7 separate regions of the Homo sapiens genome follow, and all the other regions are linked to region 7. A link is a loop called in an ENCODE intact Hi-C map of the cell type or tissue named here. Cell type or tissue: heart right ventricle. All regions are shown on one strand.

Region 1 (4,000 bases), 51 kb before region 7:
TCACAGAGCTGCTGCATGGGGAACCAAGATGACCCCAGGAAGCCCCACCTAAGAGTGCATGGCCTCATGGGGGAACGCTAACAGGATTCCAGGAATGCCCGCTTGCCTTGCTTCTGCTCGGCCACTGCCTCTGTTTCTGCTGAGATCTAGCTTAAGACCTATCCTTCCTAGCTCCTCAGCTCACTTTTCTCATATTGTTAATTTTTGTAGTTTGATGCATTCAACACCTATTTCCCGGAGGCCTTTTCTGAGCCAGGCACCATGCCAGGCACAGAACACACGCCTTGGTCCACCCACGTTCAGTTGAGAGGGTACAGAAAATCACAGTCCAGTGTGGGAGTGCAGAGCCGCACAGGAAGACCCAAGCCAGGAAAATCAGGGGAGACTTCCTAGAGGAGGTGGTGACAGAGCTGAGATCCAAGATCACAAGGGAAGAGTAAGGAGGAGTGAACCAGCAAGTCAGGGGAGGGCGGCTCAGAAGAAATGCTATGACCTGGGCCAGAAGGCAAGAGAGCAAGTATCGTTTGAGGAAGACTGCCCCTCAGAGTTCTGGCCACTGCCAACACTCCTGCATGCCACCCCCACGTACACATGGAAGTGTTGAGGCCAGAGAGGGGATGGGACCTGCCTGCATCATATGGCACGTAAGTGGCAGAGCCTGGACTACCATCCAGGACTCCAGAAGACTAATCCAATTCTTATTGTCAGTGTTACCCAGTTTGGTCATTATTTCATCGGATTGCTTTACTGTCTCAGTCCCACCTTCTCAGCTAGAATGGAAGCTCCCTGAGAGTAGGAACAGTCTGGGTTCTCCAAAGCCCCAAAACGCTGGACACATAGTGGACCTCTGGTACCCCAGCAGGGAGAAGAGCTGGGCCAGCCCAATTCCCCCCAGTAGCCACAGGTCCAGGCTATCTGCTGAATACAACTCCAGGCCCAAGGTCCTCCCAAAGGCCCTTTCAGAAACCAAAAGAGGAATTCCCTGACCACCACCATTCCTCCCACACTAGCACTGGTGTGTGCATGCACACACACACTGTCTGGGCCTGCAGAGCCTCCACTTCACCCGTGAACTGTCCCCCACCCACCAAACACCTTTCGGCTCCACCCTCCATCCCAGCCCGTGCCCCAACTGGTCCCCAGGCTGCCAGAAGCAGGAATCTGAAGGAGACTGTCCTCTCGCACCCGATTCCACGCTCCTTCCACCCCAGCCCCGCCAGTGCTGGGCTCAGTTCAAAGCAGCCCCACGCTTTGAAAACATGCCTTGGCAGGTTTTGTTGGGGGCCCAGAGAATAAGATACCGTGGGAGTGGGCGAGGTGGAGAGTGCCTGGCCCACAGCGCAGCCTACCTTTTGTCTGCTATCTCTTTCCTTCCAGCGGGTCGTGGGCCTTCTGTGGGAATGCCACGGCCACAACTTGTTTAACTCCTGCCCTCCCCCTTGCTAGTGACTCAGACCTGCCTTCACCTCCCCAACCCGTGGCTGGGGGTGGCAGAGTCAAGATGGGAAATAATGTGCACCAAAGCCCGCCCAGCACACGCCCCTACCGGCTGGCCGCTGGAACTAGCAGAACCAGTCGGGCACTGTGACTGCACCAGAGCCCTACCTGGACCTGGCTGCCCTGGCCCTCCGGCCTGGCCTGTGTGGGGGCACCAGCCTCTGGGAGGGGACTCTCGGTGTGGGCCCAGCGGCCCTGCCTGGACCTTTCTCACAGAAGGTGGGCATTCTCTGCACACCCCTGCAGGGGCTGGGGGGAAGGGCGGGGCCAGAAACATGGGGAGGCACCTTGATTTTCCTTCTCTGGAGTTTGAGGGGACAAGGTGAGGCTGCCCAAGCACAGAGAAGGGAGGAGGAAAGGAAGAAGCCTGCCCAAGCGCAGAGAAGGGAGGAGGAAAGGAAGAAGCCTGCCCAAGCGCAGAGAAGGGAGGAGGAAAGGAAGGAACGCGGGAACGCGGGAGGGAGCAGCTGGGAGCGCTGCCAGCAGTGTTACAAGCAAAGGGTTTTATCGAACACGATATGCCCAGAAATAAAAGGGAGTGTAACAGAAACCCAGCGGCCGATAAGGCGGTGGCGGTAGCAGCAGCAGCCCTGGGCAGCTGGGTATGGAATTACTGCAGTGACCTTGAGCCAGACCCTGTCAGGTGGAGGGAAGGGCACAGAGAGGGCAGGGCCTGAGAATTCAGAGATGACGAGAGGGCAGAGGAGGGAGGAAGCTGAGGGGATGGGAGCAGGGCCAGCAGGCGGTGGGATGGGCCACGGGGCACGGAGTATCAGCTCTCTCCTGCATACAGGGTCCCAAGGAGAACTGCGCAGTAGGGAGGGGCTGCTCTTCTCAGGGCCTGCAGGATGGGGGGATCTGGAGAGTTTCCCAAAAGTCAGGACCGAAAAATGCAGATCGCTCATCCCCAGCAAGGGTTTCGGAGAGATGGAGAGAACCCAGATCTGTCCAGTCACACGTGCATGAGTTTGCGTAAAGTCTGTGCACCCACCAGCCCAGCCCACACCCTCTTCCCGTCCTCTGCTAAGGTGGGCTCCAGCCCCTGCCTCCAAGTCAGATCCAGCCTGAGCAGTGGGGAATGACAGTGCCCTTCTTGATGCTGTAAGGGACAGGGGGTGAGCTTGAACTCTAAGCTTCTGGCCACTGTAATAGCTGCATCCCGGGAGCACAGAAGATGGGGGAGGGGGGACTGCCCTGAGGCTAGAGGTGTGCATGAGGGGCTGAAGAAGAGGAAACAGCAGAGATGTGCAGAAGGAGTCTGTGGGGAATGCCACCAAAGATGCTAAGATGCCACCAAAGATGCTAAGTCCCAGGATGGTTGGGGAGGGGGCCCTGAGTCCCTTTTTGGGGGCGGCAGGGAGGGAGGGGTGGCAGGAAAGAAGCCTTTAGGTCCTCTACAGCTCAGCCTTCTCCCTCGCACCTGGAAAAGAGACTAAGCCCCAGAACCACTGTTTGCTCCCCACCAACCCCCGCCTTCCATGCCGCCACTGCCAGGGAGGGGGCCAGGGAGGAAGCTTACCTCCAGTGCGGGCTCCCTCGGCCCCAGCCCCAGCCCGAGTAGCCTCTGCGGTGACCCTCCGACCTGTGCAGCAGCGGGACGGCACAGCCTCGGGAGCGTCTCCAGAGCCATCCACCATGGACCCTCGTCCCAGAGACCCACCTGCTCCCAGGAGGTGCAGACCCCTCAGAGGGGCAGCGGCAGGGTCCCTGGAATGGGTAGCAGCTCTTCCCGCGTGCGTTTGCCTCCTAGCCAGCGCCAGGCAGCACTCCGAGGAAAGTTGCTCAGCTGGCCCGGCAGGTCTGCCTCAGCAGTAACAGGACACAGGAGGAAGTGCAGGGCAGGTTAACCCCTTCCTGCTGGCCAGGCAAGTGGTGCATTGAGAGGTGGGGGGCCTGCCTGTTGGCCGCCCCCAGGAAGTGCACATCTGGAGCCAGTGCTGGCGACCTGATCCCCTCTGCTTTGAGTTAACCCTTCCCCTGCCTCTTCAACAGGAAAGGAGGGGGGCTCCAACACCCCCACCACACCCCTCCCCTTCCTCCTCTGGGCCGGGAGGACATTAAAGGAGAGGGCAGGGACATTCCCTGGGGCTGGCTCTTTGGTGGAGCCCCCGTCTTCTCGTCTTCTTGGGGAGGAGAGCATCAGGACTCCAGCACAGCCCCCTCCCTGCCTTTCCCACACGGAGTCAGATCCTTCTGTCCATCCTCCCCCTCCTGCATCTCAGCTGGAGGATGCCTGAGGCCCACTTAAGGATGCCCACCCACCCAAAAACCAAAGTTGTTCTTCAAACTCTGGGAGCCTGGAGTGCTCTTCACACAGGGAGCCCAGCCCCAAATGGTTATGACTGACAGAAGACAATGAGGGGCCTGAGTTTGAGCTGACAATACCTTTTTTTCTGAGAGCCATTTCTAGCCTGTTTCATGTTCCCCTGAGCAAGGGAGGTAGCATGAAGATCAGCAGCTGTTTTTAAGGCAGAAAGATGGCTCAAGGCCAGATAGTTTGAGA
Region 2 (4,000 bases), 360 kb before region 7:
ACAGATGAGGAAACAGAGACTCAGAGAGATTGCAGGTAAGCAGCAGAGCCCAGATTCAGACCTAGGCAAGTCTGACTTCACGGGCTGAGTTTTCTCGCTCTGCCAGGTGGGGCTGGAGTGTGACAGGGATCCCAGGTCTGGGGCTGTATGTGGGCAGTGGTCTGGTGAGAGGGAGCCCCACAGTGGGATTTTCCTGAACCTCACACCTTCATCAGGGAAGCAGACGTGCGACTGGGGGCCCTGCTGTCCCGGCCCAGCCGCACGTTCAGGTCCCGTATCTGTGCAAATGGGGTTGAAAAGGGAGGTGACAGGTGCTGGCATGTGGACAATTGCCCCCACAGCTTGCATGGTAATGTGCTAGAGCTCGAGCTGGAAGCAGGTGCACAGAATGTCCCTGGGCCTCTGAGGACAGGGTGAGACCATCCTCACCCTCCTTGGTTACCTGACCTGAGCAGGGTGGGGACCCGTGGCTGCTGCTCACACCACTTTGGTGGCTAAGTTTTGTGCTCAGTGTTCTCCCGATGTCAACTTGAGAAACCCTGGATCCTCTGCCTCTGTTCTTCCTGCTCCCGACCTCCTCCTCACGCCCTTATTGCAGATGAGATGGGCTGGGCCAGGCTAGGCTGGGCCTGGATTCTTCTTTTGGGTTGGGGCCCGGGAAAACACAGGCAACTGTGCAGGGAAGTGGTGTCTCTTGGGGACAAACAGGCTGTGGGGTGTGCCATGGCTGAACACGTCTCCATGCCTCGGGAGCTGCTGTGGGCCTTCCTGGGGCCAAAGGCACTGCTGTCCCCATTCTGGGAACCAAGCCCCACACCCTGACCTTACCTAGGGCTTTGACACAGTCTTCCTGGGACCAGGCCTCACCTAGAGGCCCCCTAGTGAGTCACAGCTGGCAGCTGTCCTTGCCTGCTCCGTTCCCATCTCCTCCACCTTCTTGCCTCTGAACTTGACACCATTGGTGGAAGGGTCTGGACACTGCACCTGACCAACTGTGCTGTCACGCTGGGGTGAGAGCAGGTTACAGATCAGAACACCTGGGCTGGGCCACCCACCCCTTCCTGCCTTTGTGTTCTTGGCAAGTCACCTCACCTCTCTGACCTCAGCTTAACTCACGGAGCTGAGCTGAGCATCAGTTAAGGGGCCTTGGAGCTGCAAAAGGGGCCCACATATTACCAGCATCTCTCCATCCCCCAAAGATGCTCCCAGTGGCCAGACTTCCCTCTTGTAAGGTCACCAAAGCAAATGACACTACCCACCTCCCTCCCTCCCCCATCATAACCCAAACGAATCACACAAGAAGGGCAGTTGATACTATGAGCTTTTAATTGGTATCTTCCTCCTTATATTTGAGGAAGAAATGAGGACGCCCCACAAGGACCTTCTTCAGCTTGGAGGGGCAGGGACAGAATAGGGCAGAGGAGGGTAGTGGGGGCAGATGCAGAGCTGACAGTGGGGTTTCCCAATCCTCTCTCTAGCGGCCGGAGGGCCAGGATCACACAGGAAGCCTGGAAACACAAAAAAATCATCGACGAGCTGCCCCATCCTTTGCCCAGGTCTCACAAAGAGCCTCCTTCCAGGTTCCCGTGGGTTCCTGAGGCCGCCACCAGATGGGAGCATCGAGCAATGTTCCTTTTCCTTCTCCAGCCACCTCCCTCCTCTCTCAGTCCTTTACTACCCCCTTCCCTGCCTGCTTTTTCATCTTCCTTCATTTCTCCTGCTACCAAACAGATCCCGGGGCTTTTGTCTGATCTATGTCCAAGGAAGCCAGTGGCATATGAAAGCACACCATCCATCAGACAGAAACTCCAGACAGTTGTGAGTCCAGCGGAGGGGTGTGTCTGGGGGCCCTGGGATGAGGGTATCTGTGTTGGGGCTCTAAGAACTGGGCAGTGACTAACATCTCTCTGTGGTCCTGGCACCCAGTAAGCATTCAGAGAACATCCACTGAGTTGAACTGAACTAGATCGACAAACCAGTGCAGCCAAGGAGAAGAAATACGTATTCTGCTGGTGCCGTGGTGGCCTCAGAGGCAAGCCGACCACCACCCAAAGGCACCCGTTTCAGCAGCTTCCATTCAGGGCAAGTCATATGCTGGGCTGGACTCTGCCGCCAGCTTGCTATTGCCCATGCCCCTAACTCCGAGTGGCCTCTGCTCACAGCAATCGAGGAGGCTGTGGGAAAGGTGTCCCATGAGTCCCTGGGCCCTCCTATCTCTCCCCACCTACCCCCTTTGCAAGCCAATCCATTCAACACTTCCTGTGACCAGCACACAGCGGCCATCTCTTAAACCCTTGCTGGGAGACTGGCTAGGGGAGGGTGACTGGGAGAGCCAGGGGTGTGGGGCCAGTGAGGGGAGGAGGAGAATATCTGAGCAAGCTGGTGGTCACGAGTAACTTCCATGTGTCCACTGACTTCTCCTCTTGTCCCCCTCAGCTAAAAAAGATATGAACCCCTTATTGAACCCAAAGAATAGATGCTGATCTGAGACCTTCTGTGGCTTTTTCTGTGACACGTCGGTTGATGTTTCCCTGCTGTCCCAAGCCTGTCTAATCTGACCTCGCCCAGTTTGCTGAGAGGCATTGGGGTGGATAGGTGGAAGAAGGCCAGGGAGGGGGCAGGGAGGGGTGGGGGGCTTCAGTGCAAGCCAAGAAACTCCTTGAGGACGTCACAGGTCTTCTTGTGCATGACCTCACGAAGCTTCCTGACCCGGCGGGCACTCGATGCGCCCACAAAGCTATCGGGGCGCAGCATGGCCATGCCGCCGTCCACCTCCCCCATGATGATGAGCGGCATCTCGCTCACGGTCACGTTGGGGCAGGGGCATGCCCAGTCCACGTGAAGCAGAGTGACCTCCAATGGCTCCTGGCCCAGGAACTTGAGGCCCATTTTCTCATCCTTTAGGACCTCATCCACAGTCACCAGGGCGCGGCCCGAGTCAGGCTCCTCGGTCAGCTCAGAGACTCGGCCCAGGATGACAAAGTCGCTGCGACAGAAGCTGGTAACGAGCTTCTGCCGAGGCTTGCAGGCCCGACAGCGCTGGTTCCCCCTGGGGAAGGGGCACGACTCCTCACAGGCCTCACGGCTCTCAAAGTTGTTGCCATTGCCCTCGCAGCCACCATAGACAAAGGACTGGCACTGGCCCGTCTGGCTGTTGTAAGCCCAGCGAGGCGCGTAGGCTTTGCAGGGCCCCTGCAGGGCGGGCAGGCTGCACGCGGCCAGCGGCCCGCTCATGCAGGCCAGCATGCAGGCCTCATAGGTCTCAAAGTGGTTGAGGTTACGGTGGCAGTGGCCGAAGGTGAAGGTCAGGCAGTTGTTGGCCTGGGCATCGAAGTGCCAGCGGGTCTGCTCTTCGCCACAGTCCTCACTGTCTGGGGGCTTCAGGCACTCGGCCGCCGGGAAAGCCGTGCCATTGGGGCTGCTCTCTGAGGTGGCTGCAGCCTGATGACCCCTGACCACCGACAGCGGGAAATCAGCCCTCAGGACCCCAGCCACGTTCCGGGCCGTGCAGGTGTAGATCCCAGCATCCTGCAGCTGGGCGTTATAGATGACCAGCTGGGCAATGTTGGTGACCACCACGTTGCCACGCACATGGTTGGGCCGCATGACCACATTCTCCCGATCCTCCAACTGCTTCTCCCAGGTGATCTCAGGCCGGGGCCGGCCCACCACATCACAGAGGAAGCTCACTGTCTCACCCATGGTGACCGACTGGTGCACAGGGTTGTTGAGCAGCGCAGGGGCCGCCATGTCCAGCTCAGGGGTCTCTGGGGAGGCTGTGGTGGGGTGCATGGTGGTCTCAGGTGGTGGGGGGCTGGTGTTGGGCCAGGTGAAGTGATAGCGGCAGGTTACAACGGCCAGTGTGATGCCTTTGGAGCAGGCCTCGGCATCCATGTAGCAGCGGTTATAGTAGGTGAGGCCGTCCGAGGCGCAGGTAAAGCTGGGCTCCTTCTCACAGCGGTCTTTGCACTTACACACGGGCTGGCCATCCCAGATGTCA
Region 3 (4,000 bases), 160 kb before region 7:
ACAGTGTTCTCTCCCTGGTACCAAGGCCACAGTTCTTGGCACCCAGAAGGGTCTCCAACTCAGTTATGTGTAAAATGAAGGTGAGGACAGGGCCAGTGAAGGTTATTCCCTGGACCCTGTAACACTCCCTGAATCCCTGCAGGGCAGGATGACGATCCCTACTCAAGGCTCTCCTCTCATTCCCGCTCTGAAGAGCACTGCTGGGAGGTGAGAGCTGAGCCCACAGCCCCCTCCCCCACCATCACCCACACAGTTTCCACAGCAACAACAGCTTCCTTAATAATGCGATTAAACAGCTGGATGGGGCTGATAAGGGGTAAGGTCCCACATCCAGAATGGACCACGTGGCAGAGGCCCCCTCATGGCAGACTTCATGGTCACTGAAGCTGAAATCACTGCAGACTCATACAGGCGATGGGGGCGGGGGGTGAGGACCCCGGAGCCCTCTGCCCCAGCTTTGCCAGGGACTTCCCAAGCCCTGGGGGCCCCAGGCCTGTTGACAGTCTCTGTCATGAGAAGAGTCATTACTTCCCTATTCCTGTGTGGTACTGGAGAAGGAAGCCACCACTGCAGGGCAGCTCCTGAAGTCCCAGATAGGGAAGGGATGAACAGACAAGACCATTGACTCAGCAGCAATGAAGGCGTGGAGAGAGCAAGGACACGTGCTGATCCCCACTCACCCTCCCTCAGCCTTTGGAAGGCCTGGGGGCAGGGGTCAAAAACTGGCTGTGCTGTAATCCCAGCACTTTGGGAGGCCGAGGAGGGTGGGTCCCCTGAGGTCAGGAGTCTGCGACCAGCCTGGCCAACATGACGAAACGCTGTCTCTACTAAAAATATTTAAAAAAATTATCTAGGCATGGTGGCGCATGCCTGTAATCCCAGCTACTCAGGAGGCTGAGGCAGGATAATTGTTTGAACCTGGGAGGCGGAGGTTGCAGTGAGCTGAGATCACGCCACTGCACTCCAGCCAGGGTGGCAGAGCGAGACTCCTTCTCAAAAACACAACACAACACAACAAACAAACAAACAAAAACTGGTTGTGCTGCGCCTGCTGGCCCCTTGCAGGGATGGCTCACGGGCTCAACTGGCCAATGTGCTTCTGGAAGGGGCTTTGGTTCACTGAGCTCCTGCTGTGGGCCAGGATGATCATTTCACGCTCATGACAGCTGACACCCAGGGCTGATGCTGGGATTAGACCCAGAGAGTTTTGTTCCAGGGCCCAGCTCCTTCCCACAGGATTAGTGTTTCCTGTACACCTGGTAGGACTCCGGCATGATGTCCCACCCTGGGGATAGAGCACTTGCACCCAGATCACCTTTCAGCCATGCAGCCCATTCTCATATCACCTGCTTTTTGCAATTATTCTCACAGAGCTGAGGGAGCAGAGCGGCTAACACCTGGGTAGTGGCCTAGCTGGGGTTCTGGGAGCCCCTGACTAGAAACCTGAATATCCAGTTAGGAGAAATCTGGCTGAATGCGGTGGCTCACGCCTGTAATCCCAGCACTTTAGGAGGCTGAGGTGGGCAGATGACTTGAGGTCAGGAATTTGAGACCAGCCTGGCCATCATGGTGAAACCCCGTCTCTACTAAAAATACAAAAATTAGCCGGGCATGGTGGTGTGCACCTGTAATCCCAGCTACTTGGGAGGCTGAGGCAGGAGGATTGCTTGAACCTGGGAGGTGGAGGTTGCAGTGAGTTGAGATTGTGCTACTGCACTTCAGCCTGGGCGACAGAGCAAGACTCTGTCACAAAAAAAAAAAAAAGGAGAAATCCAAAATCCAAGCCTAGAGTTAGGCTCTCATTCACTATCCCACCCTGCCCCCTGCCAGCCCCAACCACTGCACCGCAGTACCAGAAACAGAAACAACTTCAGTTCGGGAAGGGGAGGGGCCCAGCCACCCCAGCAATGGCATACCAGGTCTCATTTCACCCCCAACTCCCCAGGGATCCTGCCCCAATGGAGAGGACTGAATACAGTCCGGGTGCTCTGGCCCTACTCCGGGGTGGCTCAGCTGGTCATCCCTGCCAAGTCCTTCCTCCCTGGAAGCCTGCCCAGTGTTTCAAGACCATTTCCCTGTCTGGGGACTACAGGCGGGCTTGGCAAAGCTCCCTCCTGAATGCCACTTCCCTGACTCACTTCCTTCCCCGTATCTCTCTGGCCCTCAGGGACCTAAGGCCCAGGTGAAGTGGGGGAACAGCAGGATTGAGGAGAAGCCAGCCTGAGGCCACAAGCAATGAAATGCCGTAGCCAGAAGCCAAGAGCTCAGAGGTCAAAGCCATCCAGCACTGGGTTTGCTTGCAGCAGCTGAGATGGAGGAAAGGAGCCCCGGGAGCTCTGGCCTTGCAGGGAGGACTGGGTTCCTGAGGGGAGGGTGAGCTATGGTGTCTGCTAAGCGGAGGAGTGTCTACCTCCCACTCAGCTTCCCCATGGATGTGCAGGACACTGTCTTCATTTGTGAGTCAAAATACATTGGCATAGGAGCCTTGCCCATTACTCATACATTTTTGTGGCTGCCTACTAAGAAGGCAGAGGAGACCCTGATACCCAGGAGCTCTAAGCTTTGAAGGGCCCTAATCATGCATAGCCTTCGCCCCCAAGCCCAAGGCTCATCCTTCCAAAATTGGGCAACTCCAGACCTGAAGCAGGCCCCAGAGCCCACCTCAGCCCTGCTGGAGCCCAGAGAAGGTGAGTCATTTGCCCAAAGTCACACAGCTGGTGAATAGCAGAATTGGGGCTAGCTAAAACAGAGCAGGAGACACAGGGAGCTGAGCCTCCAAGGGACCAGGGATCTGCCCCTCCCTAGGATGGGTAAACAGCTAAGGGAACAATGAGGTCACCTTTCCCATGTGGGCCTAACCAAGGGGAGACCCAGAGGCCTCTACCAAGAGCTGCTTCTAGGCAAATTCCGTATGTAGAGCAGGGAGAGAGCCAGGGAAGGAGGAGTCCAGAAATCTCAGAGGAGGAACTAATGAATCCCCACTGGCCGCATCTTCCCTCTACCCAGTCACAGAATCTCAGGACCCCACCTTCTTTCCTGGCTTGAATCCTCTCTCCAGCATCTCCGCCAAGCAGTCACTAACCATGTCCTTACATACCCCCCAGTGACAGGGAGCTCACTACTTCTCAGGCGGTCCTTGCCATCTTTGGATGGCTTTCATGGTCAGGATCTTCAGATTTCTAAGCTTCCTGGGGCTGTCAGATCAAGGCTAATTCTGCCAACAGGTGTTTATCTGGCGGGGGGTAAATACCTCCAGGCCCTTCCTCCACATACTCCCTTCACCACCCAGGTGCTCCCAACCTCTGTGGTTCAGAACAGAGAGGAATCCTGCAGGCAGAGGATCCCACCTCCTCCCTTGTTCTGAGGCACCTCTGGCCTCCTGAGTAGTGAGGTGGTTTAATTACACAGTTCACTCTTTTGGAATTTATTTCCACAAAAACTCCCAAGGCACATTCAGGGAAGTTGGTAACCTGCTTCAAAGTCGATATGGGTGAGAGAGAGAAGGATTCACACAAATCATTCACCTGGCAGGTGGTGTGTGAGTACACAGATGTGTGTACACATGTCCCAAGGGGCATGGTCCTCTCCAGTCTCCTACCCTCAGACTGAGCCAGGAACAGCTCCCAGCTCCCCAGCAAACAGCTGAAATGGGAGCCACTGGCCCGACAGCCCTACCAGCTCTTTCCCTGCAGGTCTTCCCACGTCTGACATTTTCTTCTAACCCCATTTTTCTTTCTCCTCCCTCTTCCGGGGAATGTCAGAACTTGCCACCCATAGAAAACTTCTTAGTTCTTAAAATCATTCCACATTCCCTGTCTCATTTGATCAGAAAAATCTTGTGAGGTGGGTAGGGGTTGGGTTATTTCCCATTCCACTGGTGGAGAAACTGAAGCTATAAGGATGAGCTACTGAGCATCTTGGTAGATTAAATGAGCGGCCCAGAGGGGCCTGAACACCCCACCCCCTCCTTGCATTTTCACTCCTAGTTCAGGTACTTCCG
Region 4 (4,000 bases), 59 kb before region 7:
CAGGAAGGGGAGTGGCATTGTGCCTCTCCACTCACCGACTCTGGTGGAAGGCCATTTGTCCCTGAAAGGGGGATGGAGGCTGGCTGCAGGCTGCCTGCAGAGCCAGACCCCAAGCACTGAGGACACATCAGTGTCCAGTGGTCCAGTGATCAGGGAGCATTGAGAAGAAAAACAGGCGAGGGTGGTCATAGGGGCCCCTCCTGGATTGAGTACCAGGCCTCACCCCACCCTTGGTTTCCCAGACTCCACATAAACCCCCAGAAGGGGTCCGATTCCTCCTGTGTGGCTAAGACTGAGTTTCTCGCTAGCCTTGGCGAAGCAAGGGAGAGGGCAGAGTTACATTTAAGGTGACTCAGTAAAACAAAGGAGCCTGGGAGCTCCTGCACTTGGCTTCTGCCACAGCCGCATCACGTGCCCCTGGCTTGTCTACCCTGCTGCGCTCGAGCTCCTGGAGGTTGGATCCCTCCAAGGTGAGCCCAGCACTTTGTCCACAGCAGTCAGTCAATATTTGCTGAATTAAATCTGGGGCCCAGCCTGGGATCTCCAGGCCTTGGAGCCAGACTGTCTGACTCTTGAGTTCCAGCCCCGCCCCATGCCAGCTTTGTGACTTTGAGCATGCCATTCAACCTCTCTGAGCCACGGTTTCCTTGCCTGAAAAATGGGAGTAGTGCCGGCTGCAAGGTGAGATACCTGTGCAATCGCACTGCAGTGGGCTTTGCGCTTGGTTTCATGCTCTGTTGTCCCTGTTTTGAAATTCTTCATACGATTTTGAACAAGGAGCCCCTACATTTTTATTTTGTATTGAGCCCCACAGATTATGTAGCCGGGATCCTGAACGGAATTAACAATATTTTCTACCTCAGAGAGTCGTTGCAAGCATTAAATAAACTGATCTGCTTAGCACGTAAGCAGTACCCAATAAATAGGAACAAAGGCCTATTGTCTCTTGCTGTTAGCCCAACCCCAGTGCCCATGTGTGATAAATGAATGAAATGACCGAATTGAGTGACAGCCTGGCAGCATCTGGAAGCGAAGGTGCCTGGGTGACGGGGGATGGAGGTGAGGGTTGAGAAGAGCTGTAAAGGAAGCGGGGCAGTTTTGCACCCCACGTTGTGCAGCTGCAGTTTCCTAAACAGCCGGTGATCCACGCTGTGGTCGAGACCCGGCCGCCACACCCCGCAAAAAGTCCACTTGGTGAGAGCTGAGAACGAGGGTTCCAGTCTTTATTATGCGGGCGTTCAGTTTCTAGCTCCCGGGCCGTGGTCCGCGTCCAGCTTCCAGAGCCGCCGCGGGATACCAGCCGCCACTGGCTCGGCGTTCCACTAGCACCGGCGCCCCGCCCAGCCCCGGGTCCGGAGGCGGGGCCGCGGAGCGTCCGGCGCAGGCGCAGGCCGGTATGGGACGGGGCGGGGCTCAGAGGAAGGGGTTGGTGCCGGTCTGCGGGGGCGGGGGCCGCGGCCCGGCTGAGCTCGGCGTGGGCAGCAGCGGCTGCGGTGCGAAGGCTCCGGCCTGCGGGAAGACGCTAACCGAGGCGGGGAGGGTCAAGCCAGCTGGCACGCTGCTGAGCGGGAGGGGCAGAGAGGCGCTGTAGGTCATGGAGCCCAGGGGCGCCCCCACAGGCCCGCCTGCCAGGCCCAGCGCCGGCGAGCCGGTGCGCATCTGGTTTAGCGTCGGCCTGCCCGGCTCGCCCGCGCCGAACGGGTTGGTGGGGGACGGAGCGCTGAGACCTGCAGAACGAGAGTGGCTTTGAGTGACCCGGGGTTCAGAGCCCTACACCGGGAGGTCGTGGAAGTTGGGAAGAAGAGTGGGCTCCTCCGGCGGAGGCTAGGCTCTGAAAGCAGGAGCCCCTGGGTTGAGGGACAAGGGCATATCTTACCTGTCAGGAAGGGGTTCCGGGTCTTTGCAACCTGGGGTGCCTTGACCAACGAGTCAAGGTTGACCAAGGAGGAAGCTGAGGGACCCAGGAAGGACTCGGGAGTCCGGCAAGCTCGGGCCTCTTTGCTTGGCTGGGTTAGTGCTTCCCCTAGTATGCCCAGGTCCAGGGCATCTGGCTCCTTCGTGCCATTTTGCTTGGAACTGGGGCTGGGGTCTCCAAACAGGTCCAGCTCTGGAATAGAAATGCTAGAGCTAATTGGTGGGGAAAGGGATTGGCGCCCGACGTGGGAGGAAGAGGACAGAGGCTGCTCGGGGTGGGCCCCTCATTCCCCAGAGCCTCACCATCCCCTTGCCCTGCTCACCCACAGGGCTGCTGGGCTTCCCAGAGGGCAGGGCCTGCTCCAGCCCCTCCTTGGTCTCTGTGGATTCTGGAGGTTTGGCAAATGGGTCAAAGGTCGAGGCACCACCTCGGAAGAGAGAGAGGAAGAGGAGATGGGTTGACAAAAAGGGCAGGTGTTGGTCTGACCCCTTTCCAGAGAAGCTGTCCTCCTAACACAAACAGTATCTGCTGCCCCTTGGCCCTGCCTGGAAGTCCCCCAGCTCCTCACTCACACTCTCTGGCCCTCTTCTTACCAGGTGTGTCGGAGGTCTCCAGGGAGGCTCCCCAAGGGTCAGCCCCAGTGCTGGGGAGTTTGTGGTGGGGAGAGTTCAGGGCCCAGGGGTCTGTGGTGGGGGGCCCAGCAGGCAGCACTGGGGTCCTGCCCCAGGGCTCAGAGGAGGAGAGCATGGGAGTCAGATCCCAGGGCTGGCTTCGGGACAGGACGGTTCCTGAGGGGATCGGAGACCAGGGGTCTGCAGAAGGCCCCCAGGAGGATCCACTGGCCTCTGTGTTCGGCCTAAAACCTGAAATGGGAACAGCATAGACATGATCCCAGGCCCACCCTTATCCCTCGCCCAGGGCCCTTCCCAGTTACCCAGCCCAAGTTGGGAGGCAGAAGATCCATGTCACAGATGGCCTGCAGCCTCAGGACCACCCAGCAGGCTGGAGCCCCTATTTGACAAGTGACCCCAGGAACTGGGACCTGCAGGTGTGGGCGACTCAGGCCACCTTCCCAGGCGTGCTGAGCAAGTGAGTGCAGCGAGAGAACATTTTGCTGCGTTTCCTAGGAGCTGGGCCCTTCAGACATTCTCCATAGCCCTCACTACGAAAGCCTGTCCCACAGGCGGCGGAGGCTCAAGGTGGTGAGTGACTTGCCCGGTGACACTCAGATTTTGGGAGGAGGTGCTTGGCCCAGCAAGTGGCTGGGAAGGAGGAGGCTCTTGGGCCAGCCTGGAAGTCTCTTGCAGCCCTGCATGCCCACCTGGGATGTCCCATGGGTCAGCAGAGCAGTGTGTGGAGGGCGGGGCCAGGGCAGGTACGAAGATGTCAGCCAAGTCCAGGATGGAGGACTGTGGAGGGGAGAGGCAGCCGCGGCTCAGAAGTGGGCGGGGCCTGGAGGGAGGGCAGGCCCTGACCTGTCAGGCTAATGCCAGTTCATTCTCTTTATTCATTCCACAGATACCTATTCATGATCCCTCACCTCTGCACAGTGCTTTACAGTTTATAATGTTTCTTCATCCACAGAGTACCTGATTTTCATAACAACCCTGTGAGGTAGGTAGGGCAGATGATGTACCCATTTTATGGATGAGCCAGCCAGCGCACAGAGGGTGGAATGGGTTTGCCTGAAGTCACACAGCCAGGGAGAGGCAGAGCTGGGATAGAATCCAGGCCAGCAGAAAGGGGCAGGAAGGCCAAAGGCAGATGTTTTTCAACCAGCCTACCTCCCTAGGTCAGTGTCCAAGAGAAACTGGCCACAGTGAACATGGACGGAAAGGAGACCACAGCACCCGGGCGTGGCATGGACAGCTTTGGAGGGCAGCCTTGCACTCAGCAGCTGCCCACTCCCCATGCGGAGAAAATATGTCCATGAGCCCGAGGTGTTTTCAGCACCATGTGCTTAGGCCAACCCTAGTCTTGATTGACAGTATCACATAATCCTAGCATGTCAGAGCTGGAACTATCCAATAAGCACACTGTGCAGAAGGGGAAACTGAGGCCATGACAGTGACATGCCCCAAGTCA
Region 5 (4,000 bases), 130 kb before region 7:
TCCTCCACTCCCTTTCTGTGTGACCTTGGCCACATCAACTAACATCTCTGAGCCTCAGTGTCCTCATCTATAAAACAAAGATGATACCCACCTCCAAGGGGCACAAGAGGAACCCATGTAGTGTGCCTAGCACTTGCTTGGCACAGAGGTACCCTGGCTCAGGCTGTGTTAACCTTGCCCAGAGGTTCCTCAGCTGGAGGTGGGGGGGCCAGATGGCTGGTCCACTCGCTCCTACCTGGGGCTGCTGGTAGTGCTCCATGGCCATGGTGACCACGTTCAGCCCGATGACACCTGTGATGAAGAGGTCCAGGTAGTGGCTGGTGCACAAGTGGTGGACGAGGAGCCGGAAGCGGGAGTAGTCGGAGTAGTAAGGTTTGCACTGGGCTTCTGATGGGGCAGGGGGAAGAGCAGAGCAAGCGTCAGGCCCCTGCCCCCCGCACCCCTCCACCCCCAGTCCCTCACAGCCACCAGCCTCTAACGCCAGAACTGAAACATTCCATAATCATCACCATCCTCGCCCTCCCCACGCTGCCCCTTGGTGGGGGCAGCCGTCTGGGCGTGTCCCCCTCCAAGCATCTGTTGTACTGGCTGCAGTTGAGGGCAGGATGGATCAGGACATGCAGAGCCCCCCACCTACATTAGACGCCAGGTGAGCCCCCTCCCCTAGGCAGCCTCCAAAATCCACCAGCCCCTCATAACACCCTCGACTCAGTGTTCCGCAGCAAGGCCAGATCGATACGATGAAAAACAACTGGTCTCCTCAGGCTCAGAGGACGCGCCATCAACGGGGAGGCAAAGGCTTTTGCTCCTTCACCAAGCTCAGCCCCTCGGGGGAGCAGAGGAGATTACACAGAGCTGGGATTTGGAGATAAAACCGGAGATTGGAAATTGGACATCTTCTTGGCTGGCTGCACTGACCCACCCAGAGGGCCTCCAGAAGGCGGGGCCTGGGCCTCCTGTACCCTCATGTCAGTGAGAGCAAGAGGGGAGGCCTTGGGGCTCTGCTCCATCCCAGACTCAAGCTGGGAGGGCCCCACCTGTTGGACTCACCCAGTTTCTAATGAGGCACTGCCCAGCCTGCTCCTGGGTGTTTGGGCAGCCTTAGACTGCAGGCTGGGCTGGAAGCACTGTCTGAGATCTGTCAGAGGCATAATATTTCTCTCGTAATTAGTGAACCACTTAGTTATGAAAATCACAGAGCCAGAAGGTTGGGCTGCCAAGGAGGCAGAATAAATCTGGGGGCAGGAGATTTCAGGGGGGCCCTCTTCCAGGTGCTGAGGAAGGGCCAGGCCAACTTGGGGCACATGTTCTTGGGAGGAAGTTGACAGATTGGTCTCCCACGAAGCCACAGAGAAGGAAGAGGCTTTTCACGGGGAGGTGTGTGGCAGCCTCAGGTCCCAGACAGCCCTTCCCCGTCTCAGGAGGTCTAGGGGGAAGCCAGCCAGTGAGGGCTGCCGCCTCTGAGGCCTGAGCCAGGGGGTAGCTGGCTTAGGGGCAGCAGGAAGCTTTGGGCCCAGGCCAGCTCAGATGTAACTGTCCTTTCCCATGCACAGGACCATTGAACAGAGAGGTAAACTGAGGCAAGGAGCGGCCTGGGGTGGGCCCCCACCCGAGGCTGAAGGAAGAAGAGCACCCAGGTATTGCACATCCAGCCTCGTGGGCTGCCATGCTCCTGGCCCACCTGGCCACTCTCCAGCATCGGCCTTGAGGTGTGGATGACCACGGAGCAGACAGTCCCCGGCACTCTGCTGCGCCTTAGGCATGCATGAGGCCATCTTCCTGTTTTCAGAGATCGGCCAGCCAACTGTGGCTCTGTTTGTTCGAGAACAGAGCCCCAAGAGTGTGGGGCTGGAGAGCCTGGGGCAAGGGAGGACAGGAGGCTACGGGTCATCCACACCGCGATGGTGGAGGGTGGGCCGGGTGGGCCGGGCCTCTTCCTTCCTTCCTTGAGTACCACAAGAACCAGAGGGCGCTAGTCGCCCTGCATTGCCTGAGCAGCCGGAACATTTTCTCTGCATTAATCTCCATAAATGCCGAGAGCACCCGATCCCATTATGCTAAAATATGAATGGAGAATTAACTAAAATGTTTGAATACAATTAGGTTAGAAAAAGCGGCTCCTTATTAGCCCCATTATTAGCTGAGACAATGTAGAGGAGAGGCTGGGAGAGTTGCCCTCCTCTCCCCGTCACCCCAGCCTGACTCTGTAGGCAGTTCCAGGCCAAACGGAGCAGCTGCTCCCACCAACTCTGGCCTTGCACTAGGAGTCTGTGGGGTGGGTGGGCTTCAATTCAGCCGGGACCCTCCTCCAAGAGGCCCAGAAGGAAGGCGGGGCAGGAGGACTGAGGCAGGGCATCTGCTTATAGACAGGTCCCGGCCCCTGAGGTCTGTACAAACACCCCTCCACCCTGGCCCCTACCCCAGACGGCAGGTGCTGAGGCTGCCAGAAATCCCCCATTAGAGCACAGGTCCAAAGAGTACCAGGCCAATCTGATCAGCATCTCCTCGGGCAACCCCTTTGTTTTTCAGAGGGAGAGAATGAAGCCAGGCAAAAAGTGACTCATTCAGCTAGCTACGAGGCATGACCGAGCTGGACCCGAACTTCCAGCCCGAGTCCCTCGCCAGTTGCCAGGTGGGTACAGACACAAGGCTTTGAGGCCTTGGCCCAGAGGACACCCCTGGATGGTCTGCCCAAAGGCCTCCAAAGTTGGGGCCTGGCGATGCCACCCTCCTTTGCTGCTCTCTGGACCTCGGCTCTGCAGGCAAGCACCCAGGTGTGGAGAAGAAATAGAAAGCCCCTGGGAGGAGCCTTGGGCAAGCCTGCTGCTTTGAGAGCTCCAACCATAGTCCAGGAGGAGCCTGGACCTGTGGTCACTGATGCATTGGTAGCTGTGGCACCACCTCCCTGCCTCCCACCAGGATGAGCTGCCTTAGGTGGAGAAAATACCAGAGTCAGACAGTGGGGGGAAGGGCATATCTAGGGCAGCCCAGGTCCCCACTTCGGGGCAGGGAGGGAGGAAGGGTACAGAAGGAGGGCCGCAAGGCAACAGGCAGTGAGTTAGTAGGAGTCACAGGGAGCCCAAGGCATGGCCAGGGCGGAGGGTTTGCAAAGGGGAGTGGCAATGAGTAGGCAGAAGACAGGGGTCACTCCCAAGGACACAGGCCCCCCACGGCAGAGGCCACACCTTCAGCTGCCGTGGCCAGGCCTGATCACTGGGTCCCGGCCTGGTGGAAGGAAAGAGGGTGAGTGAGTGAAGGTCGACGCCACAGGTGGCCAAGGAGAGTGGAGCTGGTGTTGGAGGCTTAGCCGTCCCGTGGGGCAGCCTGATGACCCAGCAGCCCCGGTCCCTCCCTCCATCTGGGAAGCCGGGGTGGACCCAGGCTTCTGGTCAGGCCCATTCCCCAGATAATCACAGGCTCCGCTCTTCTGCCTTTCCCTAGGGTCTGGCTCTCCCGCCCCTGCTGGGAGCAGCACCAGGACAGGAGTGCTAGCAGGGAGGTGCGGTGCACGTGTTTGATTCTCAGCAGCCCTGGACTGCGTTTGACTCTGTCCCCATCACCCTGGTGGGTAGATCAGTGCATCTGCACTGCTGTAGGAGAACCTCTGGGGTAAGCCCCAGGAATCTGTGTTTATGCTTTCCAGGTGATTCTTATGCACATGGAAGTTTGAAAAGCTCTGGCATAGGCCACGCAGAACTCCAGGTCCTAGGAAGTGGGATATGGGATGACCTGAGCCCTTGTTCGGGGTCTCTGAGTCCTCACCAACAGCCAGGGAAGGTAACTGGTGTACATGCCTGCGTGTGCCACCCCAGGATACAGTGGGGTCTATCCACTTCAGGAGCACAGCAGAAGGTACCCGGAATGGGAGTGCAGTGCAAGGGTCACGAGAGTGTTTAGCACTGAGTGGGTGAGTCACGTCTTAGGAGCCATGAGAGTCTGCATGTGTTGATTTCTGGGATAACACCCAAGGTGGAAAAGTCTCTGTGGGCTAGCCCTGTGC
Region 6 (4,000 bases), 200 kb before region 7:
TGGTCTCGAACTCCTAGCCTCCAGGGATCCTCCTGCCTAGGAGGATTCCCAAAGTCCTGGGAATACAGGTGTGAGCCACTGTGCCACACCTTATATTCCTTGAAGTGCCCTCCCTGCCTGCCCTAACTCCCCCTCTCATTACCTTTACCCATTCATTGTTACTGGGTGGCAGCCCAGTGCCAGGCAGTGGGGACACAATGGTACCCCATTGAAACAGTCCTCACCCTCGTGAGATTTATGTTCTAGTAGAGGGAGGCATATAATCAACAGATAAGCAAATCTATACAACGCAAGAAGTGATGAGTGCTGGGGCCAAGAAGTGCTTAGTGTTGCTGCTTTATACAGGGTGGTCAGGGAAGGCTTCCTGGAGGAGGCAGACTTTAGTAAAGACCCGAAGGAGGTGAGGGAACAAGCCAAGTGGATATCTGGAGGGAGGGCATGCCAGGCAGAGGGAACAGCAGGCATAAATGGCTCTAGGTGTGTTCTGGAGCACACTGGCAAAGGCAAGAGGTAAGAGGCTGAGGTAATGGTGGCTCCATCATGTAGGGCCTTGCAGGCCATTTTAAGGACTTTTTTTTTTTTTAACTCTGATTAAGATGCAAAGCCATTAGAGGGCTGTACACAGAGGAATGACGTGATTTGATTTTTTTTTTTTTTTTTTTTAAATCTCTTGGCAGCTACAAGCAGAATAGACTGGCAGGGCATAAGATGATGGTGGCTTTGAGATAGGATTGGCTACATAATTTGGGAGGCCCAGTGCAAAATGAAAACCTGAGGCTTCTTGTTGAAGAATGATGGAGAATGTCAAGGCACTGACGGCAGAGCATTACTCTAAACGCGCAGTTCTTCCGGGAGTGGGGACGCTGTGACTATTCCTGTGGAGCCAGCCCTGCTTCGAGGCAGGAGAAACCACGCGGCCAGAGGTGAAAAAGCAGAGCAGCAGGCACAGATTGGTCTCTCAAGGAGGCGTCAGAGAACGGGCCGTGGGGTTGAGGGCAGACATTTATAGGATACAGAGACAGGAGCATGGGTATCCATGCAGGAACTGGGCTGCTAGACATGAAGCAGGGGAACTGGAAGCTCCCAGACAGTGAGGGGTGAGGGGCCAGAGGGTGATGCCTGGGGAAGCCAGGCTGGGGTCAGGCAGGTGGACTGGCGGGTGCAATGCAGGCCACGGAATCCACGAGGACTCCAAGAAGAAGGGAGAGGTCATTTTATTGGGACGTTGCTAAGAGGTTGAATTAGACGAGAACAGAAAAGCGTCCCCTGGATTTGGAACCAGGAAGGTCACTGGTGAGCTGTCTCCGTGGAGCGAGGGCCAGAAAGAGGACTGCAGGAGGCAGATGACATCAAGGCTGATGAGGAAGCGGATGCAGCTTGTAGAGACCATACTTTAAACCATGCTTCATGACAGAGGAGAGCAGAGAAATGGGGCAGTGGAGTGCAGGGGGGAGGGTTTGCGTGTGTGTCTGGAATGGAAGATGTGATGGAATATTTTTGCATGTGGATGGGAAGCGTCCAACAGAGGGAGCAAGAATGACAGGAGATGGAGGGCGGGACTGAGGAAGCCAGGTCCTCAAGCGGCCATGAGAAGAAATGGAGGGGCTGGGCTTTGAAACAGAAAGGGATGATTCCTGCTAAAAGTGAAAAGGAGACAACGGTGAAGGAGACACAGGCGGGTTTAAAGACTGAGAGGCAGGAAGGTTGAGGGAGTTCACGTCTTAGAACCTACTTTTTATGGAGGTGTCAGGCAAGGTCGATGGCTGAGCAGGAGGGAGATGTGGGGTTTGAGGACAGAGATTATTCAACAGAATTCTTTCTGAACGTGAGAACATGGGCTTCTTGGGGAAGCAAAGCAGGAACATGCAGCCGTGGTGTGTGGTTATAAACTTGTCAACTCAGTGATTTTTCTCCTGCAAGCTTTTTTTTTTTTTAGACAGAGTCTCACTCTGTTATCCAGGCTGGGGTGCAGTGGCGCAATCTCGGCTCACTGCAACCTCCACCGCCTGGGTTCAAGCGATTCTCCTGCCTTGGACTCCCAAGTAGCTGGGAATACAGGTGTGCACCACCACGCCCAGCTATTTTTTTGTATTTTTAGTAGAGATGGGGTTTCACCATGTTGGCCAGGCTGGTTTTGAACTCCCGACCTCAAGAGATCCACCCACCTTGGCCTCCCAAAGTGCTGGGATTACAGGCATGAGTCACTGTGCCCCGCCTCCTGCAAGGTTTTAAGTGCTCAGTGCAGGCATGAAGAAGGCAGATTGGTGGGCTCAGCTGGGGTGGGTTTTGGAGGTGAGTACAACTGAGAGAGAAGAAAGAGAAGGGCAAGGCAGGTGAGAGCGTTTGTGTTGGTGGAGCATAGACTCTAGGCTGGCCGGGGAGGGAGGTGAAGGCAGAGAAGCTGATGGACAGAGACACAAAGGGGGGTCATGGGATTGGGAGTCCCAGTGAAGGCAGACTGCTGTGACAGTGGGGGACTTGGAGCATGAGAGCGAGCAGGATAGGAGCGTGGGCCAAAGATGGGATGCTTGACACTGATGCTGCAGCTTCTGGGCATGAAGAGGGCTAAGGTGTGACCATGAGAGGGGGCGGTGGAGAAAAGTCTGGAACCCCCAGTAGGGAACAACTCCTTTTCCCCAACAAAGGGCATGCTGCCCCACCTCCACTCCTTTGCCCAGGCTGGTCTCTTTGGCTGGAATGCTCACCTTCCCACTGCCCACCCCACCATCTTACTTAGTCTATCAAAGCCTGTCCATCCTTCTCATCTAAGCTCGTCTCCCCTGGTCACCCCAGCTGAAGGATCTCCCTCATCTGCCCTCTCCAGGTGCACCACGCCAGAGATCTGGTCATCCACTGCAAAGCCCTGCAATAGGTCTTACCCCTCCCACCAAATCAGAATCACCTAAGGGCAAACACCGTCTTGCTCAACTCTGATCTCTCTACACCTCCTAGCATAGAGCATTGGTTGATGCTCAGTAAGGAGTGAATGGGTAAATGAATGAAGAGCCCCATACGTGGCAGGCCCTGATGTTGAGGGAGAGAGAGCCACCAAGCTTTCTTCCCCAGCTACTTCAGATTCCCCCTGTCCCGGGCTCATGCCAGTACCCACCTCTGTCTCTGTCTTGGAGTACTCCTTGACCCTCTCCACAGCCACGATGTTAGATTCCAAATCTGACATCATTCGTATCATCCAGTTCAGAGCAAATGTCACCTGGCCAAAGGGACTGGGTTATACGTATGGCGATCTCCCCTCCCCACCGTAATGGCTTTGGGAGGAGTTCAGACTCCTGGATCATGTGCCCATCCATGGGATCCTAGCCCATGGATGACCCAGGTGGGCCTGGATCAAGCCCACAGGCATGCCAGCTGGGGCTGTAATCACGAATGACTCCCTTGGGCAGTGACAGTGCAGACTTAACCAAGGACCACCTCGCCTTGGTTTCTGTTTCTCCAACTTTAATATGTATAAGACTTCCCAGAGAATCTTGTTAAAATGCAACGCCGGATTCTGTAGTCTGAGGTGGGACTTGGAACCTGAGATTCTTCATTTCTAACAAGCTCCCAGAGGATGGTGATGCAACTGGCCCATGGGCCACACTTTGCGTACCAAGGAGTCTTGATCAAAGTGCAGAGTCCTGAGCCCCATCCTAGGTCTACTGAATCAAAATGTACATTTTAACAAGTAGATTCATGTGCACACTGACCTTTGTGAAAATTGACCTTTCTGGATTGTTTTTTGTTTGCCAACGCGTTCAAGGTTTGAGCCACCTGAGGTATTAACAATGTGATCTGCTTTACAAAAATTCCGTTTGCAGTTAGGTGACTCTTTGACAGTACAAGCTGGCATCAGGATGACCTGCCTGACCTGCAGACCAGGCTTCAGTCACCTCGTCTGTGTACGTTCTCTGCAAGCATGTGAACGTGAGCGAGCGGTATGCCAGCCCTACACTGTCCTGACCTGTCACATGAGCCTACAACTTGCCCAGAGACAAGAGAAATT
Region 7 (4,000 bases):
TCTTACCAATTTCAAGCCCATCACCCAGCAGGGCCGAGCTCCCAGCACCCGCAGGTCCCGCCTTACCAGTCAGTCTTTCTCACTTCTCCTGGGTCTGTGGAGAGCTGTAGTCAGGGCTCCCTGGTATGCCTCAGCCCCCTCTGCCCGGCACCCCCCAACACACCTGTGATCCAGCTGCAGTAGGCCCCGCTCCAGCAGCTCCTGCACCTCCTTGTTCGCTCCAAACACATCCCACAGGGTCAGCTGGGGCTCAAACTGCTGCCAGTGCTGGGGAAGCCAGAGGGTCAGAGGTGGGGAGCTGGCCTGGCTACTCTGGGCCACATAGTTGGGGTATGGTGAGAGGTGGGGGAGGGTCCAGTTCAGCATGGAGATCTCAGCAGCTGACATGCATGAAAGCAGAACCAGGCCAATGGGCCAGCAGGGAGGAGGGCAGCTTCACTCCTATTCCACTGAGACTGGAACCCAGCTTCCAGCCAAGCCAGGCCTTCCTCTATGCCTCCTCTCTTCCCTCCCCTCTCAGCCAGCTCTAGCCAGGGCTTTATGGCTCTGCTTTATCCAGAGCAGCTCTGGATTTGCTTGATAATTATCTACTGTGCTTCCTATGAGAGGTTTCAGTGCTCCCTAAAAACAAGTGGAAACCCTTTATCTATCTATTGCTTCACAGAGCTCAGAAAATTGAGGTTAAGAGAGGTGAAAGGATTTGTGTCCAAGGTTGCAGTAAAATGAGGGCTGGAACTTGGGTCTCTGCAGCCCTGGTCTAGGGTTCTTAGCTATGCACCACTGCTCACTGCTTCTGCCCATCAGGCCTCAGCTGGACCTGGGCCCCACTTCTAGCTGCCAATCTCACAGAAATTGGAGGTATATGTGTGTGGGGGGGGTGGCAGGGAGGGGGCATTGATTCTGCAAGACTTTAGGAGGGAGTGGTGTGCAAGAATCCTAACTCCTTACCTGGTGAGTGATCCCCACATCGGTGCGTAGCCCCAGGGCCAAAACTTCCTCCAGCCTCAAAGAAAAATCACCAAGGAGTCTTAGAGAGGAGGCCTGTGCTCCTCCCATTCTCCAAATTCTACACTGGGATGCATTTAGAGGAGGCTAACAGGGACCATACAGTATGTGGCAAGGCAGGGGCCAGGACAAGACAGGAAATAAAAGATATACAAATAGACATGGTCTTGGGGTGTGGGGATCCTGGAGGAGAGCCCTGTGCCCTTGGATGCTCACAGCTCCAGCCTGCCCAGGGGGACACGCTTCCGGGTGCCATGGCCAAACAGCATCACCTCCTTCATCCAGTTGTCAGGCTCCAGTGTCTGGATCCGAGCCTCCCGGGTGTGGCCTCCAGCCCCCTGGGGCATAAATCGTCCATGGGCCCCTGACAACATCAACAACCATCCCCACATTAATGGCTGTTAATACTATGTGTTTACCAGATTTAAATCATGTGGTCCCTGGAGCAACTGCCTCTAACATACTGGAAATATAAATTATTTTTCTTTTCTTTTCTTTCTTTCTTTCTTTCTTTTTTTTTTTTTTTTTTTTGAGGTGGTGTCTCACTATACTGCCCAGGCTGGTCTTGGACGCCTGGGGTCAAACGATCTTTCCACCTCAGCTTCCCAAGTAGCTCAGATTAGAGGCACATGACACCAGGCCCTTTTTTCTTTTTCTTTTTTTTTTAATCATCTATCCCAAAATGCCAAGACATATAAATTCTTGGGCTCTCCTCTAGCCCTGTCCAATTGGGAATTCTGAGGGTGGGGCCCAGCAGCTTGGGTTTTAACAAGCCCTCCAGGAGATTCTCATACACACTAAAGGCTGAGAACCCTAGTGCAAGGTGCAACATTAAGCCCCTTATAATTCATGCTCAACAGTTCTATAGGGAGGTATTATTTTTTGCCACATTTTACATATGAGAAAATAGAGGCTTGGAGAGGTTAATGTGGCCCAAGTTCACACAGCCACGACATTCCTCTCCTGAGTCACCCTTTCTGTAGTTCACGGGACTCACCAGGCCCAACGCCAAGGTACTGACCACACTGCCAGTAAGTCCAATTGTGGGTACTGAGCGCCCCCTGCGGGGAGGGAGGAAATAGTGCAGAGTGAAGAGGGCAGGCCTCATTTTTAGACTCAGGTAAGGGGCCCCAGGTTAGAATGTCCCACCATCTCGGCCAGGATCCTTCTCTTCAGAAGGTCACAACGCCCTGGTCACACTGCAGTCTGCCCATCCTCCACCTCCAGCCATCAGCCCCAGAACTTACATTCCGGGCAAAGTTGGAGACCTCATACTGGTGGAAGCCAGCCTCCCGAAGGACAGCCCGGCCCCTCTGGTACATCTCAGCTGCGAGCTCCGGGTCAGGGGCTGGAAGGGCACCCCGCTGCACCTGGGCGAAGAGTGCGGTGCCCCGCTCCAGGGACAGCTGGTAGAGGGAGAGGTGGTCATCACAGTGGTGCAGCAGTTCCTGCAGCTGCCCAAGCCACGGCCCCACCTGCTGTGCCGGCAGCCCCAGCATCAAGTCTACAGACACGCGCCCGGGAAAGAGGCGCCGGGCCTCTGCCAGCGTCCGCAGAGCATCGCAGGCCGAGTGCGTCCGTCCCAACAGCCGGAGCTCAGTGTCATCTAGGGACTGGGAAAAGAGGGTGGGTGTAAGCATACCAGCAGCTCAGAGAGAGACAAGAACCCTCCTCCCCATTGTAGACACAGATACAGGGAGAACGCAGCACGTGGCAGGCAGCTGGAAGGCAGGAGGGGGAAGGTCAAGCTGGCACCAAGAGCTGCCATTCACAGAAGGGTCGCTATGTGCCAAGCACCTTTATGTAGTGTCTAATTTAATCTTTGTAACCCTCCAATATTAGTTCTATTTTACAGATGAGAAAACTGAGGTTCAGAGGTGTTAAGTAACTTGTCCAGGCCATACAGTTGCAAAGTTCGACCTGGAATTTAGGACTGTCTGACTCCAAAATCAAGTCTTTATTTACTTTACTTTTCAATTTTAAATAATTCTAACCTATAGAAAAGTTGAAAGAAAATCACAAAAAAAACCTTCATCTTGATTCACCATTTGTCCATATTTGTTTCTCTTTAAACATACATACCTGTTATTATGCTGAATCATTTAACAGTAAATTATAAACCAGCACTGTCCAAAAGAACTTTCTACAATGGTGGAAATGTTCATATCTGTACTGTCCAATATGATAGGTAGTAGCCACATGTGGTTATTTAAATTTAAGTGAATTAAACTTAACTTACCACATTTCAAATGCTCACTAGTCTGTGGCTAGTGGCCACTATATTGAATAGCAGTTATAGATATTATACTCCCTAACCTCTAAATACTTAGGTGTGTATTTCCTAAAGAACAAGGACATTCTCTTACATAACTGCAATCCAATTACAGAGTTCAGGAAATGCAACACTGACACAACACCATTACATAATACATTGTCATATTCAAATTTGGCTAATGGTCCCAATAACATCTACTGTAGTAATTTCCTCCTTCCTCCCCAGTCAGGGGCCACACATTGTATTCAGCTGTCTCTTCTGTCTCCTTTAGATTCTCAGCCTTTCTTTGTCTCTCATGACACTGGCATTTTTGAAGAATACAGGCCAGTTGTTTAAAATGAATAATTTAATGAATTTAAATAAATTATTATTATTTACGAATTATAATTATTTAAATGAATTATTTAAAATGAATAATTTCTACAGATTGGCTGTATAACACTGTGCTTATAGTTAACAGTGCTGTATGTACATTTAAAAACTTGTTAAGACGGTAGATCTCATGCTGTCTGTTCTTACCACAATAATTTTGTAAAAATCTCTTAATTCAGGGTTTCCTGACAATTAGATTCAAGATATGCGCTTTGGGGTAAGAATATCTTAGAAGTGATGTGTTTCTGTCAGCATATTCCATCAGAACAAAGCCCACAACCCGGAAGTCCTACGGAAATATCGGAGGTCAACCTGAGACGACTAGGTTTCTCCCTACTTAAAAACCTT

What was found. Hi-C counts contacts between places; a loop is a spot of excess contacts. Peaks named below come from ENCODE experiments on the same cell type or tissue, not always from the same donor. Only the 100,000 strongest peaks of a DNase experiment are listed, where the experiment ranks them.
Region 1: it touches region 7 in a loop (4-fold over the local background); 91 of 110 quality-filtered maps call a loop at or near these places.
Region 2: it touches region 7 in a loop (7-fold over the local background); 28 of 110 quality-filtered maps call a loop at or near these places.
Region 3: it touches region 7 in a loop (4-fold over the local background); 76 of 110 quality-filtered maps call a loop at or near these places.
Region 4: it touches region 7 in a loop (7-fold over the local background); 91 of 110 quality-filtered maps call a loop at or near these places.
Region 5: it touches region 7 in a loop (4-fold over the local background); 73 of 110 quality-filtered maps call a loop at or near these places.
Region 6: a loop joins it to region 7, with 2.4 times the contacts of the local background. A loop is called at or near these places in 56 of 110 quality-filtered maps.

What each region holds. Positions count from the first base shown.
Region 1 is chr17:50,532,002-50,536,001 of GRCh38, reverse strand. EPN3 (epsin 3) reads right to left here and starts at 3,267. Exons shown (of 10, transcript NM_017957.3): 1 at 3,017-3,267. RefSeq lists enhancers at 1,048-1,724, 1,725-2,401. In heart right ventricle, a CTCF peak has its summit at 1,544; a DNase peak (open chromatin) is centred at 1,971; H3K4me3 peaks cover 2,636 bases; H3K27ac peaks cover 2,407 bases; H3K27me3 peaks cover 1,256 bases.
Region 2 is chr17:50,839,657-50,843,656 of GRCh38, reverse strand. WFIKKN2 (WAP, follistatin/kazal, immunoglobulin, kunitz and netrin domain containing 2) reads right to left here. Exons shown (of 2, transcript NM_175575.6): 2 at 1,304-4,000. The coding sequence ends at 2,638. Among named protein-coding and RNA genes, the nearest start is that of WFIKKN2, 6.1 kb to the right of the region's middle. In heart right ventricle, a CTCF peak has its summit at 1,592 (motif pointing right); DNase peaks (open chromatin) are centred at 1,596, 2,186 and 3,026.
Region 3 is chr17:50,637,532-50,641,531 of GRCh38, reverse strand. All of the region lies in intron 1 of ABCC3 (ATP binding cassette subfamily C member 3), which reads right to left. Among named protein-coding and RNA genes, the nearest start is that of ABCC3, 4.7 kb to the right of the region's middle. RefSeq lists enhancers at 510-804, 482-1,252, 1,702-2,901. In heart right ventricle, no CTCF peak of the experiment used is centred here; DNase peaks (open chromatin) are centred at 623, 2,051 and 2,345.
Region 4 is chr17:50,539,571-50,543,570 of GRCh38, reverse strand. It overlaps EPN3 (epsin 3), which reads right to left. Exons shown (of 10, transcript NM_017957.3): 6 at 3,237-3,324; 7 at 2,509-2,778; 8 at 2,238-2,342; 9 at 1,877-2,107; 10 at 1-1,727. The coding sequence ends at 1,414. Among named protein-coding and RNA genes, the nearest start is that of SPATA20, 5.6 kb to the left of the region's middle. RefSeq lists an enhancer at 15-515 and a silencer at 1,252-1,691. In heart right ventricle, CTCF peaks have their summits at 1,411 and 1,617; a DNase peak (open chromatin) is centred at 1,380; H3K4me3 peaks cover 1,710 bases; H3K27ac peaks cover 1,339 bases.
Region 5 is chr17:50,611,748-50,615,747 of GRCh38, reverse strand. It overlaps CACNA1G (calcium voltage-gated channel subunit alpha1 G), which reads right to left. Exons shown (of 38, transcript NM_018896.5): 27 at 236-387. Among named protein-coding and RNA genes, the nearest start is that of ABCC3, 21 kb to the left of the region's middle. In heart right ventricle, CTCF peaks have their summits at 1,767 and 1,971; no DNase peak of the experiment used is centred here.
Region 6 is chr17:50,679,009-50,683,008 of GRCh38, reverse strand. It overlaps ABCC3 (ATP binding cassette subfamily C member 3), which reads right to left. Exons shown (of 31, transcript NM_003786.4): 26 at 3,110-3,211. Among named protein-coding and RNA genes, the nearest start is that of ANKRD40, 27 kb to the left of the region's middle. In heart right ventricle, a CTCF peak has its summit at 1,523 (motif pointing right); a DNase peak (open chromatin) is centred at 1,508.
Region 7 is chr17:50,480,709-50,484,708 of GRCh38, reverse strand. RSAD1 (radical S-adenosyl methionine domain containing 1) reads right to left here. Exons shown (of 9, transcript NM_018346.3): 4 at 2,253-2,618; 5 at 2,003-2,066; 6 at 1,222-1,369; 7 at 949-1,003; 8 at 164-267. Among named protein-coding and RNA genes, the nearest start is that of RSAD1, 3.8 kb to the right of the region's middle. RefSeq lists an enhancer at 1,907-2,201. In heart right ventricle, a CTCF peak has its summit at 2,065 (motif pointing left); a DNase peak (open chromatin) is centred at 2,028; H3K27ac peaks cover 3,021 bases.